Regions from separate parts of the Homo sapiens genome. Here region 1 is linked to region 2. The links are chromatin contacts, found by Hi-C or POLR2A ChIA-PET in ENCODE. All regions are on one chromosome and are shown on one strand. Each heading gives the region's core, a stretch centred on a gene start or an enhancer-like site at or near the end of the contact. The rest is flanking DNA. Distances are from core to core; before and after follow the strand shown.

Region 1 (5,550 bases), core at 2,510-5,009, 220 kb before region 2:
AAGTAGGGCCTCCAAGAGGGTATCATGGGTGCAGGATCCCAGGCCGTCCTTTCCTATCTAAGACAGCAAATCTCTGGAGTGGCTGCCAGCTCAGCCCTCCCAGCCCCGGGCCTCAGAGCTGGCCTTTGTTTCCTTCACTAGGAGGCTCAGAGTGGGGTGGGCCTCTGTGGAAATTCCTGTGGAATTCCAGGCATTCGGCAGAAGAAGAAGGACGAGGAGGCGGCACACGGAAAACTCTGACCCGTGCGGGGGCTGAGGGCACCACATAGTCATGTGCATGGGGGCTGGACTCTGCGCTCAGAGCCAGCAGAGCCAGTGGCATTTGCAGAACCGAAAGAAGGGCCTGGGTGGCATCTGCCTTGGGCCTGGGGTCCAGCCATCAGTTCTTCCCCTGGCTCTGGCTCGGTGGGGCTTCCTCCAGATGGGGCCAAGGGATCCCACGTGCCAGGGAGCGCAGGCCAAAGAGCCCACAGGGGCCGGCTGGCAGTGATCTGCTCTGGGCCCGCAGAGTCAGGGGTAGCTGTTAGTTCTGAGCTGGGACCTGCGGGAGCTTCCCTGGGTTGCTTCCTCCTTTGTCAACAGGGTTTCCAGCAGACAGTGGAGCATAGTAGCCCTCTCTGTCCCTCTCCCTGTCTCTGTCCCTCTCCCTGTCTCTGTCATCTCGGTGCCTCCTTCACCTTCTCTCCAGGGTTGAGCCAGTCGTCCTCACCTTTCTCAGTCCATGTGGGGAGGGGCCAGCGGATTGCCTAATCCTGTTCCCCACGGCAGCTGTAGTTACTTGATAATGACCCCTCCCCGAAAGACACGTCCACGACGTAACTCCCAGCACTTGTGAAGGTGACCTGATTTGAAAATAGGTTCTTTGCGAGGCCGGGCGCAGTGGCTCACGCCTGTAATCCCAGCACTTTGGGAGGCCGAGGCGGGTGGATCACGAGGTCAGGAGATCAAGACCATCCTGGTTAACACGGTGAAACCCCGTCTCTACTAAAAAGACAAAAAAATTAGCCGGGCGTGGTGGCGCACACCTGTAATCCCAGCTACTCAGGAGGCTGAGGCAGGAGAATAGCTTGAAGCAGGGAGGCAGAGATTGCAGGGAGGCAGAGATTGCAGTGAGCTGAGATTGTGCTGTTGCACTCCAGCCTGTAGACAGAGCAAGACTCCGTCTCAAAAAAAAAAAAAAAGAAAAGAAAAGAAAATAGGGTCTTTGCAGATGTCATCAAGTTAAGAATCTCGAGATGAGATCATCCTGGATTTAGGGTGGGTTCTAAACCCAATGACGGGTGTCTGTGTAAGCAAGACATGGAGCTTGAAGCCACAGACACCGGAGAGAAGGCGTCCGTGTGGTGACTGGGCACCATGGCTCACGCCTGTAATCCCAGCACTTTGGGAGGTTGAGGAGGGTGAATCCTTTGAGCCCAGGAATTCGCGACCAGACTGGGCAACGTAGTGAAACCCTGTCTCTACCAAAAATATGAAAAACTTAGCCAGCTGTGTGGCATGTGCCTGTAGTCCTGGCTACTTAGAAGGCTGAGGATCACCTAAGCTCGGGAGGTTGTGGCTGTAGTGAGCTATGTTCACGCCACTGCACTCCAGCCTGGGCAACAGAGTGAGACCCTGTCTCAACAACAACAACAAAAAGCCATGTGCAGAGTGTTGCAGCCCCCAGCCCCGGGATGCCTGGAGCCACCAGAAGCTGAAAGAAGCAAGAGAGGACCCTCCCTAGATCCTCCAGGGGGAGGTGGTCCTGATGACATTTTGATTTCAAGCTTTTAGACTCTAGAACAGAGAATACATTGCTGTTTTAAGCGCCTCAGTTTGTGGTGATGTGATAATTGCAGCCACAGGACACCGATAGCTCACTTGTAAGCAGCTTCTCCTGCAGTGCACTTACCCCATGGCGACCTGGTTATTTATTTTCTGCAGCCCTGAGTCCAAATCCCAAGTCCACCACACGCTATGGGCAGGTGACTTTAACCTTGTTAAGCCTCGGTTTCTGCAAATGTAAACAGGGAAAATAATATCAAAAATAAGCAGACAGTGCTTAGATGAGTTGGGTGCAAACAGAAATGACTGCTGTTATCGTGGCTACTGCTATGCATGGGAGGCTACCTCTTGTCCATGCATCAAAGGTAATGGCAGGCCGGGCACCGTGGCCCATGCCTGTGATCTTAGCACTTTGGGAGGCTGAGGCGGGAGGATCATTTTGAGGCCAGGAGTTCAAGACCAGCCTGGCCAACATAGTGAGACCACCCCGACCCCTGTCTCTAGAAAAAAAATAAAATAAAAACATTATCTGGACGTGGTGGTGGGTGCCTGTAGTCCCAGCTATCTAGGAAGCTGAGGTGGGAGGATTGTTTGAGCCCAGGAGTTTGAGGCTGCAGTGAGCTTTGATCTCACCACTGCACTCCAGCCTAGGTGACAGAATGAGACCCTGTCTCACCACCAAAAAAAAAAAAAAAAAAAAGTTGGCCAGGGGCAGGTAGGGGAAGGCACTGCCGCCAGAGAGACCTGAAGCTGTGGAGCAACAGGGACTCCTGTGTGCCTGGAGCAGGCGGGGCACAGGAGGAGGGTTGTGTGGTTTGCAATGAGGCCCAAGAGGTGTCCCCGCCAGAGCAGGGCCTGCGGGAGGCTGGGATTTGTCATCAGGGCTTTAGGACATCATTGGCGAGTTTAAAGCAGTTTCAAAGTAGCACTGTGGCCAAGGCCAGACTGCGGGCACCTCCTGCCAAGTTGCTCCTCAGAGAGGACCCAGCTTTGTGCCCCAAACCAATCGATCAGTCATGCCAGCTGGGGGTACTTTTCCATCCATAGGGGCTGAGGCTAGGAGGGGAAGTTGGGGAAGCCAGGACTCCCAAACACAGAGGTTTGGAGCCCCCCCAACGCCAGGGGTCTGGTTCCTATCTGGACTCCCATGACCTCCGTTCTTCCGGGGTCCTGTGTGCCCGCCTTGCACTTGATGAGAAGGAGCAAAACCTGACCCAGATAGAAGTGCGCTGAGCACCTGTGGGTGCTGGAATGAGTCCAGGAAGGCACCCGAACTCCTTCTCTTCCCTCCCCAACACCTGGCGACTGATGTTAAATCTCCCACCGTAGCAGCCAGGCCTGTGACACTTGGAGATGTTTGCAGAGCCATGATTTGTTGAGCACTTGCCATGCGCCAGGCTGTGGGGGGAAGAGCGCCTACCACATGGCCTTGTTAATCCGTACCGCACTCCATGAGCTGCGCGCCCCTGGAGCTCCACGCTGGAGACTTGAGTCAACCCAGAATCATGATTCGAAACTGGCTGCCTCTGCCTCCGAAGCCCTGGGCCCTCAAGCACTGAGCTCAGCAGTGTCTGTTTAATTCTTCCCACCCCAGCTGCAACCAGTCCATGAGCTCCTTCCCCAAAAGCAGGTGTGCAGCCAAGAAGAGGAAGGAAGGAGCCGGCTGCTTCGAGTGTGGCCGCTGACTGCTCACAGCTGTGTTTCCCACCCCTCACCCACCCTTCTTGGCAGCCCAGAGGGACCCCAGAAGGACCGACTGGCCGAGGACAGGTCCTCAGCAGGGCCCCCTTGCCTCCTGGTGGGACTGACTCAGAAAACTCTTACTTCAGGCCTGCCTTGGGATCAGGCCTCCAGCTGGGACCTGTCTGCTGTTCTTCCTCCTGCACCTTGTCTCCTTACTCCCCTCTTCTGAGAACCCTCACTTCTAGAAAACCACATGCACCCACATCTCCATCACAGGCTCTGCTTCTACGGAACCTCAACTAGGATGAGGTCATGTCTGACTTCCCGGCTGAGTGCCTTCCCCAAAGTCCTCGGTGTCCTGCGGACAGAGGCTCCTTCCCTGCGCTCAGCCTTCTGAGCCTTCCTCATCTGATGCCTGTTAGGCTCCCTTTGCTGCTGAGGTCCTGGGTGCCATCCCAGCACTTGGTAAGAGGGGGCAAGCCTGAGTGCCGTGGCTTATGCCTGTAATCCCAGCACTTCGGAAGGGCGAGGCGGGAGGATTACTTGAGGCCAGGAGTTCAAGGCCAGCCTGGGCAACATAGTGAGATGCCAGTCTCTAAAAAAACTAAAATAGGCTGGGAGCAATGGCTCACGCCTATAATCCCAGCACTTTGGGAGGCCAAGGCGGGCAGATCACTTGAGGTCAGGAGTTCGAGACCAGCCTGGCCAATATGGCGAAACTCCATCTCTACTAAAATACAAAAATTAGCTGGGCATGGTGGTGTGCGCCTGAAATCCCAGCTACTAGGAATGCTGAGGCAGGAGGATCACTGGAACCCGGGAGATGGAGGTTGCAGTGAGCTGAGAACACGCCACTGTACTCCAGCCTGGATGACAGAGCAAGACTCAGTTTCAAAAAAAAAAAGAAAAGAAAAAATATTAGCCAGCCGTGGTGGCACACACCTGTAATCCCAGCTACTTGGAGGCTAAGGCGGGAAGATCCCTTGACCCTAGGAGTTTGAGGCTGAAGTGAGCTATGATCGTGCCACTGCACTCCAGCCCGGGCAACAGAGCAAGATCTTGACTAAAAGAAACAAAAAAATAAAAAAATAGAAAGGGTCAAGACCAACTTTGTTTTTTCCCTTTCATTGGATACTTTCGGTAAAAGCAAGATCTCCGGATGTCTCCTTGTGCTCTGAGAGCATCTACTGGGTGTTGATCTGGGTTGGGCGTTCTGCAAAGCGTTTACTTGGAACTCTAGAAAGAGTTCCCAGGACTCTTAGCTGGAAGAGAAAGGAGAGGAGACACGCAAACATGGAAAATCTGGGGCGGCCCCAAGTTTAGCGAGTTATCTGGGGCCACACCAACCTCAGGGCTGGTTGGGGCTGGGATGAGTCATGGCTGTTGGGCAGGATTACCTGCTTGAGAAACGAACCAGGTCTTATTTGGGTATTGATTCATTACCACAGAATGGGAAATATTTTTCCCTTCCTGTGAATCTTTCAAGGAGCAAATGTGTCTTTGTGTTCTGCAGGACTGTGCTTGTCTTGGGCCAATGGAGAATTACAGGCCTTGTTTTTTTTTTTTTTTTTTTTTTTTGACAGAGTCTCACTCTGTCGCTCAGGCTGGAGTGCAGTGACGCAATCTCACTGCAACCTCCGCCTCCTGGGTTCAAATGATTTTCCTGCCTCGGCCTCCCGAGTAGCTGGGACTACAGATGTGTGGTACCACGCCCGGCTAATTTTTGTATTTTTATTTATTTTTTGATATTGAGTCTTGCTCTGTTACCCAGGCTGGAGCACAGTGGCACAATCTCGGCTCACTGCAACCTCTGCCTCCCGGATGCAAGCCATTCTCCTGCGTCAGCCTCCAGAGTAGCTGGGGCTACAGGCGTGCACCACCACACCTGGCTAATTTTTGTATTTTTAGTAGAGATGGGGTTTTGCCATGTCGGCCAGGCTGGTCTCGAACTGCTGACCTCAGGTGATCTGCCCACCTCGGCCTTCCAAAATGCTGGGATTACAGGCGTGAGCCGCCACTCCCAGGCCTTGTATTTTTTTAAGTCTAATACATTAGTCAGGATGAATAGCAGAATGCTGCAAAAACCAGAATCCCACTGGAACT
Region 2 (6,210 bases), core at 583-3,082:
CAAAGTCTGGGGAATTTCTGGTTGCTACAGTGGGGAGGAGGACACTGTGAGAGTCAGTGTATAGAGGCCACGGATGCTGCTAAGCATCTTACAGTGCCTAGGACACACCCACGACTGTGAAGGCCAGGAGTCAAGATGTCAGCTGTGCCAAGGCTGAGACATGGAGGTGGAGAGGAACCTGACAAGAGGGTGTAGCACCCTGGAGTTAGCAACAGGGGAGAGAGGCCTGGCACAGCGGCTCACACCTGTAATCCCAGTGCTTTGGGAGGTCGAGGTGGGAGGATTGCTTAAGCCCAGAAGCTCGAGGCCAACCTGGGCAACATAGTGAGATCCCCATCGCTACAAAAAATCTTAAAAATGAGCCTGGTATGGTGACGCATGCTTGTAGTCCCAGCTGCTCAGGAGGGTGAGGCAGGAGGATCACTTGAGTCTGGGAGATCGAAGCTGCAGTGAGCAGAGATGGCACCACTGCACTCCAGCCTGGGTGACAGAGAAAGACCCTGTCTCTAGTGAAGAAGGAAAAAAAAAAAAAGAAAAAGAGAAAAACGTGGAGATTGTAACCACCCTGGCCTGGAGGAGTGAGGGGAGGGGTGCTATGTGAGGAGGATCCCTGGGAGGGAGTCAGGGGGTTAAAATCCTGCTGTCCAGACCCTGCTGGGACTCCCATGGGACCAACCCAAGAAAGCTCATTGATGGACTCATGGAAGACTTGAAGCCCAGAGCCATGTTTAACCCTTGATACCAATGGGGAAACTGAGGCTCAGGGGAAGCTGAGGCTCAGAGAGGGACAACCAAGAAGCTTGCTCCTGGTGCCAGAGCTAGGCAGAGGCCAAGCCAGGACTCAAATCTAGGTAACTTGGCTCCAGAGTCCAGCCCTAACCAGGGCACCGTATGGCCCTTGGGCCTCGGGGTGTGTGAATAGCCCTGAACTGGGCCACTGATGTGATCCTGGCTCTCTGACTCTCTCTCGGGGAAGTCCCCTTGGTCTCGACATGGCCCTGGGGGCACTGGACAAGGTGCTGTCTTGCCAGCTTCAGGCCTTCTCTTTCCTTCCTTCTAGCAAAGAGCTGCTGTTCTCAGGCCGGCATCGCCTCCCCTTCCTCCTGGGTCTCTGCCCCAGCTCAGCCTCAGCCTCAGCTAAGGTAACTGTGCCCCAGCTGCCTGGCTCCTAACTGGTTCCAGATGCCCAGCCCGAGGCAGGAGGGGGCCAGGCCCCTCTGGGGAGTGTTAATACATGCACATCTGTTCACCAGCCTGCAGCAGGCTCCGGTGGGCAACCCTCGGAAACCCCTGGCTCCAGCTTTCCCAAACATACCCAGGTTTACATTCCTGGGCCAGCCCCCGTGGCCCCCAGTCAGGCTCACAAGCCCTTTGGGAGATGGGGGAGGCCTCCTCACCCAGTGCCTGGCGCCTGGCATTGCCTCACCCAGCCTGGCACACTTGTAGAAGCTGGAGCAGATGACACAGCCCTTTGGAGCTGAGCCAGCGTCACCCCCATCTCTGCCCTGCATGCAGGACTTGAGGGGTCGTAGGAGTGCACAGGAGGGCCCAGTAGTCTTAGGCCAGGTTCCTCTGTCCCTCTGAGCTGTCATTGTCTGTGCCCAGATCCGGAGCTCCTGGAGGGCATGCCTAGTGCCTGGCACAGGGCCCAGCACACAGTAGTTGTTTAGTAAAAAAAATAGGGCATGAATAGGTGAGTGCATGCATGAATGGTTACATCTGTAACTAGTCACTTCATTTTCCTACCAGCCACCATGTTTTGGTAGGCACCCTCCCAGCCCTGGCCCAGGCCACCTTTGTCTACAGAGCATGCGCTATGTGCTGGGTCCCCTGCCGCATTTACACGTGATTTTGGAGTTCCTCAAACTTCGCTCCAACTGCACAGTCATTCAGGGAACTTCTTTATTTATTTATTTAATTTTTAAATTTTTTTTGAGACACAGTCTCTCTTTGTCACCCAGGCTGGAGTGCAGTGGCACAATTTCGGCTCACTGCAACCTCCGCCTCCCCGGTTCAAGCGATTCTCCTGCCCCAGCCTCCTGAGTAGCTGGAATGACAGGCGTGCGCCACCACGCCTGGCTAATTTTTGTATTTTTGGTAGAGACAGGGTTTCACCGTGATATCCAGGCTGGTCGCAAACTCCTGACCTTAAATGATCCACCCACCTCGGCCTCCCAAAGTGTTGGGATTACAGGCGTGAGCCACTGCGCCCAGCCTTATTTTTTGTTTTTAGAATGTCTTTTTGAGACAGGGTCTTGCTCTGTCACCCAGGTTGGAGTGTGGTGACGTGATCATAGCTCACTGCAGCCTCAAACTCCTGGGTGCAAGTGATCCTCCTGCCTCAGCCTCTGGAGTAGCTGGGACTACAGGTGGTACCACCACACCTGGCTCCATTCCGGGAGCTTCTTAGTTTTTTCCCAAGTTTTATTTTGAGTTATTTCAACCTATATAAAAGCTACTGTAGGACAGTGAACATTGACCAATTGTTAATATCTTTCCATCTTTCTTATCTGTTACATAAATTTGTATCATCACACATTTTTTCTGTATCATTAAGAATTAATATAGAGACGTTTCTGAAGACATCAACTTTTTACTCTGAAATACTTCAACTATTTCCTGTAACAAGGATATTTTCTGATTTAACACGGTAATTACAACATTCCAGAAACTGAACGTTGAATTAATACCTTCATTTAATGTACAGCCCATATACAATTTCCCAGCTTTCCCACTAATGTTCTTTCAAAAAACTGTTTTGTTTTGTTTTAAATCCGGGATGCAGGCCAAGATCACGCAGCATTCGTAGTTGCCATGTCTTTTTAATTTTCTTAATCTAGAACAGAGGTCTACAAACTTTTATTGTAAAGTAAAATGTTGTGGGGGTTGCAGGCCTTATGGTCCCTGTTACAACTACTCAGAATTGTCACTGTAACACAAAAGCAGCTATAGACGATATGTAAGTGAATAGACATGGCTGTTACAATAAAACTTTTTATAAAATCAGGTTGTGGGCCAAATTTGACCCAAAAGCCAACTCCTGATCTAGAATATTTTCCTTCTACACCCTACCCTTCCTTACCCAATGTTTTATTTTTTTATTTTTTTATTTATTTTTTCTTTTTTTGAGATGAAGTTTCACTCTGTCACCCACGCTGGAGTGCAGAGGCGTGATCTCGACTCACCGCAACCTCCGCCACCTGGGCTTATGCAATTCTCCTGCCTCAGCCTCCTGAGTAGCTGGGATTACAGGCATGCACTACCATGCCTGGCTAATTTTTGTATTTTTGGTAGAGATGGGGTTTCGCCACGTTGGCCGGGCTGGTCTTGAACTCCTGACCTCAAATGATCTGCCCACCTCAGCCTCCCAAAGTGCTGGGATTACAGGCATGAGTCACTGCATCTGGCCCCCCAACATTTTATTATACAATTTTTTAGACACTAAAAAATTGAAGTAATTTTACAGTGCATACCCACATACTAGATTTTCCTGTTTACATTTTATTTCACATAATCACATAGCTCTCTATCCATCCATCTTATTTTTGGATACATTTCAAAGTAAGTTGCAGATATAATTCCCCCTAAACATTTTATTGTCATTAACCACCTTCAGAAAAGTCCCAACTGGATGCAGTGGTTCACACTCATAATCACAACACTTTGGGAGGCCAAGGAAGGAGAATTGTTAGAGTTCAGGAGTTCAAAACAGCCTGCAACCTAGGGAGACCCCATTGCTACAGAAAATTTAAAAATCAGCCAGGCATGGTGGTGTGTACCTGTATCTCAGCTACCAGGGAGGCTGAGGTATGGAAGAATTGCTTGAGCCCAGGAGGTTGAGGCTGCAGTAAGCTGTGTTCACACCACTGCACACTCTAGCCTGGATGACAGAGCAGACAGACCCTGTCTCTGTCTAAAAAAAAAAAAAAAAAAAAATCCTGCACTGACAATTTTGAAGTGTCCAGGAAGTTATTTTGCAAAACATCCTCCTAATGTGGATTTGTCCGATTGTTTCTTGAAGATAAGATTCAGGCTGAACATTTTTGACAAGGGGTATCACTAACGAAATGACGCCTCTAGTGAGCGCGTTAAAAATACCAGCTCTTGGCTGGGTGCGGTAGCTCACACCCGTAATCCAGCACTTTGGGAGGCCGAGGTGGGCAGGTCACCTGAGGTCAGGAGTTCGAGACTGGCCTGGCCAACATGGCGAAACCCCATCTCTACTAAAAATACAAAAATTAGTTGGGTGTGGTGGTACATGCCTGTAATCTTGGTTACTCAGGAGGCTGAGGCAGAAGAATCACTTGAACCCAGGAGGCAGAGGTTGCAGTGAGCCGAGATCGTGCCACTGCACTTCAGCAGCCTGGGCAACAGAGCAAGACTCCTTCTCAAAAAAAAAAAAAAAAAAAAAAAAAAACAGCTCTGGAACATCTTCCCAGAGACTCCATTTTTGTAGGTTTTAAGTGGGAGCCCAGAATCTGTATTTTTAATAAGTTCCCCCGCAGTGATTCTGCTTTTCAGCCAACCTGGAAGTTAGCACATTATTTCATACAATTTTCGCAGCAACCCGTAATAAAATAGGTGTCCTTATCCCTGTTTTTGGATTAGAAGGCTTGGGTGGTTAAGGAACTAGCTGGAGATCACTCACCTCTCAGTGGTAGATCCACACTTGGAGTTCTGTTGTGTTTGATGCTGACACGCACCCAGGCATAATTCTTTCTGCTAGACTGCCCCCTGCTGTCTGCAACAGTACTACAACTAGAATTCTTGGCTGCTGGTGCCAGGCTGGTAGATATTTTCAAGTCAATGTTATAGCAGGGAGGGCATGAAGGAGATAGTTGCCATGGCCACGCTTGATGGCCTAACCTGAGGCTCCAAACCCTCGCATCATCAAACTTCATCCAGCCCAGGGAGTTGTGGGTCTCTTGGGCCTGGGACTTTGGGAGGCAGAGCCCTCGGCCTACAGCCAGCATCTCCTGGAATGTTCCATCAGAGCCCTGATGAGGAGCTTTATCGTGTTTTGTGGTGGTTTTTTTTTTTTCTGACCCAGCTACACTACTCCAAGGGTGAGGTTCAGAGCATGTTCGCCTTGGGCGTGGAGGAGCGTCATTTTCACATCAGCACCCGGCAGGTAGCTGCTAAGGCCGGTCTCAACAATTTCATCAAACTGGAACAGACCTTTCTGCAGGTGTGTGGAGGTCAGCCCAGGGCCGGAGCACGCTGGGGTGGGGGGCCTCTGGGACAGCCCTTTGAGAAAAGAAAAATTGTCCTAGTGTCCCGGTTCCTGGGCGGAAGGACAGACAAGGCTGTGAAATGGACACAATGTGCTGGATTTATTGAGCTGGATTTATTGCATGATTTATGGAGCATCTACTAGGTGCCAGGCACTATTTCAGAAGCTGGGGCGTGACCTAAAACAGATCTGATCAATCCTTCCTCTCATCAAGTGTCCACTCTAGCGGGGGAGATTGACTCCCCGAAATCACACAAACGAAATATGCCAGATAGTACTATGATACGGAGAAAACGTACTGAAGTGACTGAGAGTGACCAAGGAGCTTATTTAGATTAGGTGGCCAGGAAAGGCCCCACTGAAGAGACGACACATGAGCTAGCGGTGGATGATAAGCACCAGCCATTTGAAAATCCGGGGGAAGGCCGGGCACGGTGGCTCGCGCCTGTAATCCCAGCACTTTGGGAGGCCGAGGCGGGTGGATGACCTGAGGTGAGGAGTTCGAGACCAGCACGGCCAACATGGGGAAACCCCGTCTCTACTAAAAATATGGAATTAGCCAGGCGTGGTGGCACATGCCTATAATCCCAGCTACTTTGGAGGCTGAGGCAGGAGAATTGCTTGAACCCAGGATGTGGAGGTTGCAGTGAGCCGAGATTGCGCCGTTGCACTGCGGCCTGGGTGACAAGAGTGAAACTCCATCTCAAAAGGAAGAAAAGAAAAAAGAAATCTCTGGGGGAGGGGCATTCGAGGCAGGTAAAGAGACTGTGGTATATATACACCATGGAATATTACACAGCCGGAAAAAAGAATGAAATTCTGTCCTTTGCAGCAGCAGGGATGCAATTATCCTAAGTGAACTAGCTCAGAAACAGAAAACCCAGTATCACATGTTCTCACTTGTAAGCAGGAGCTAAACATTGAATACACATGGACATAAAGATGGAAACAGTAAACACTGAGGGCTCCAAAAGGGA

Evidence for each region. A loop is a pair of places that touch in the nucleus more often than their neighbours do. ChIA-PET counts read pairs that join two places held with the same protein, here RNA polymerase II (POLR2A). Pooled maps may share reads with other maps.
Region 1: a map of MCF 10A shows a loop between it and region 2 (5-fold over the local background). The contact joins two enhancer-like sites. A Hi-C loop is called at or near these places in 5 of 168 maps with a recorded cell type or tissue (GM13976, MCF 10A, gastrocnemius medialis and 2 more), 2 of 37 single-sample maps with no recorded cell type and 2 of 50 pooled maps. POLR2A ChIA-PET finds 5 or more read pairs at or near these places in 6 of 52 experiments (H1, PC-9, WTC11 and 1 more).

What each region holds. Positions count from the first base shown.
Region 1 is chr16:11,627,485-11,633,034 of GRCh38, reverse strand. It overlaps a transcript of LITAF not described here. Among named protein-coding and RNA genes, the nearest start is that of SNN, 38 kb to the left of the region's middle. RefSeq lists an enhancer at 5,417-5,550. Within about 2 kb of position 3,759, at least 22 of the 41 ENCODE cell types and tissues checked have a DNase peak (open chromatin) inside an H3K27ac peak, as active enhancers do.
Region 2 is chr16:11,406,178-11,412,387 of GRCh38, reverse strand. LOC400499 (putative uncharacterized protein LOC400499) reads left to right here. Exons shown (of 67, transcript NM_001370704.1): 46 at 1,061-1,142; 47 at 5,051-5,188. Among named protein-coding and RNA genes, the nearest start is that of RMI2, 64 kb to the right of the region's middle. Within about 2 kb of position 1,832, at least 2 of the 41 ENCODE cell types and tissues checked have a DNase peak (open chromatin) inside an H3K27ac peak, as active enhancers do.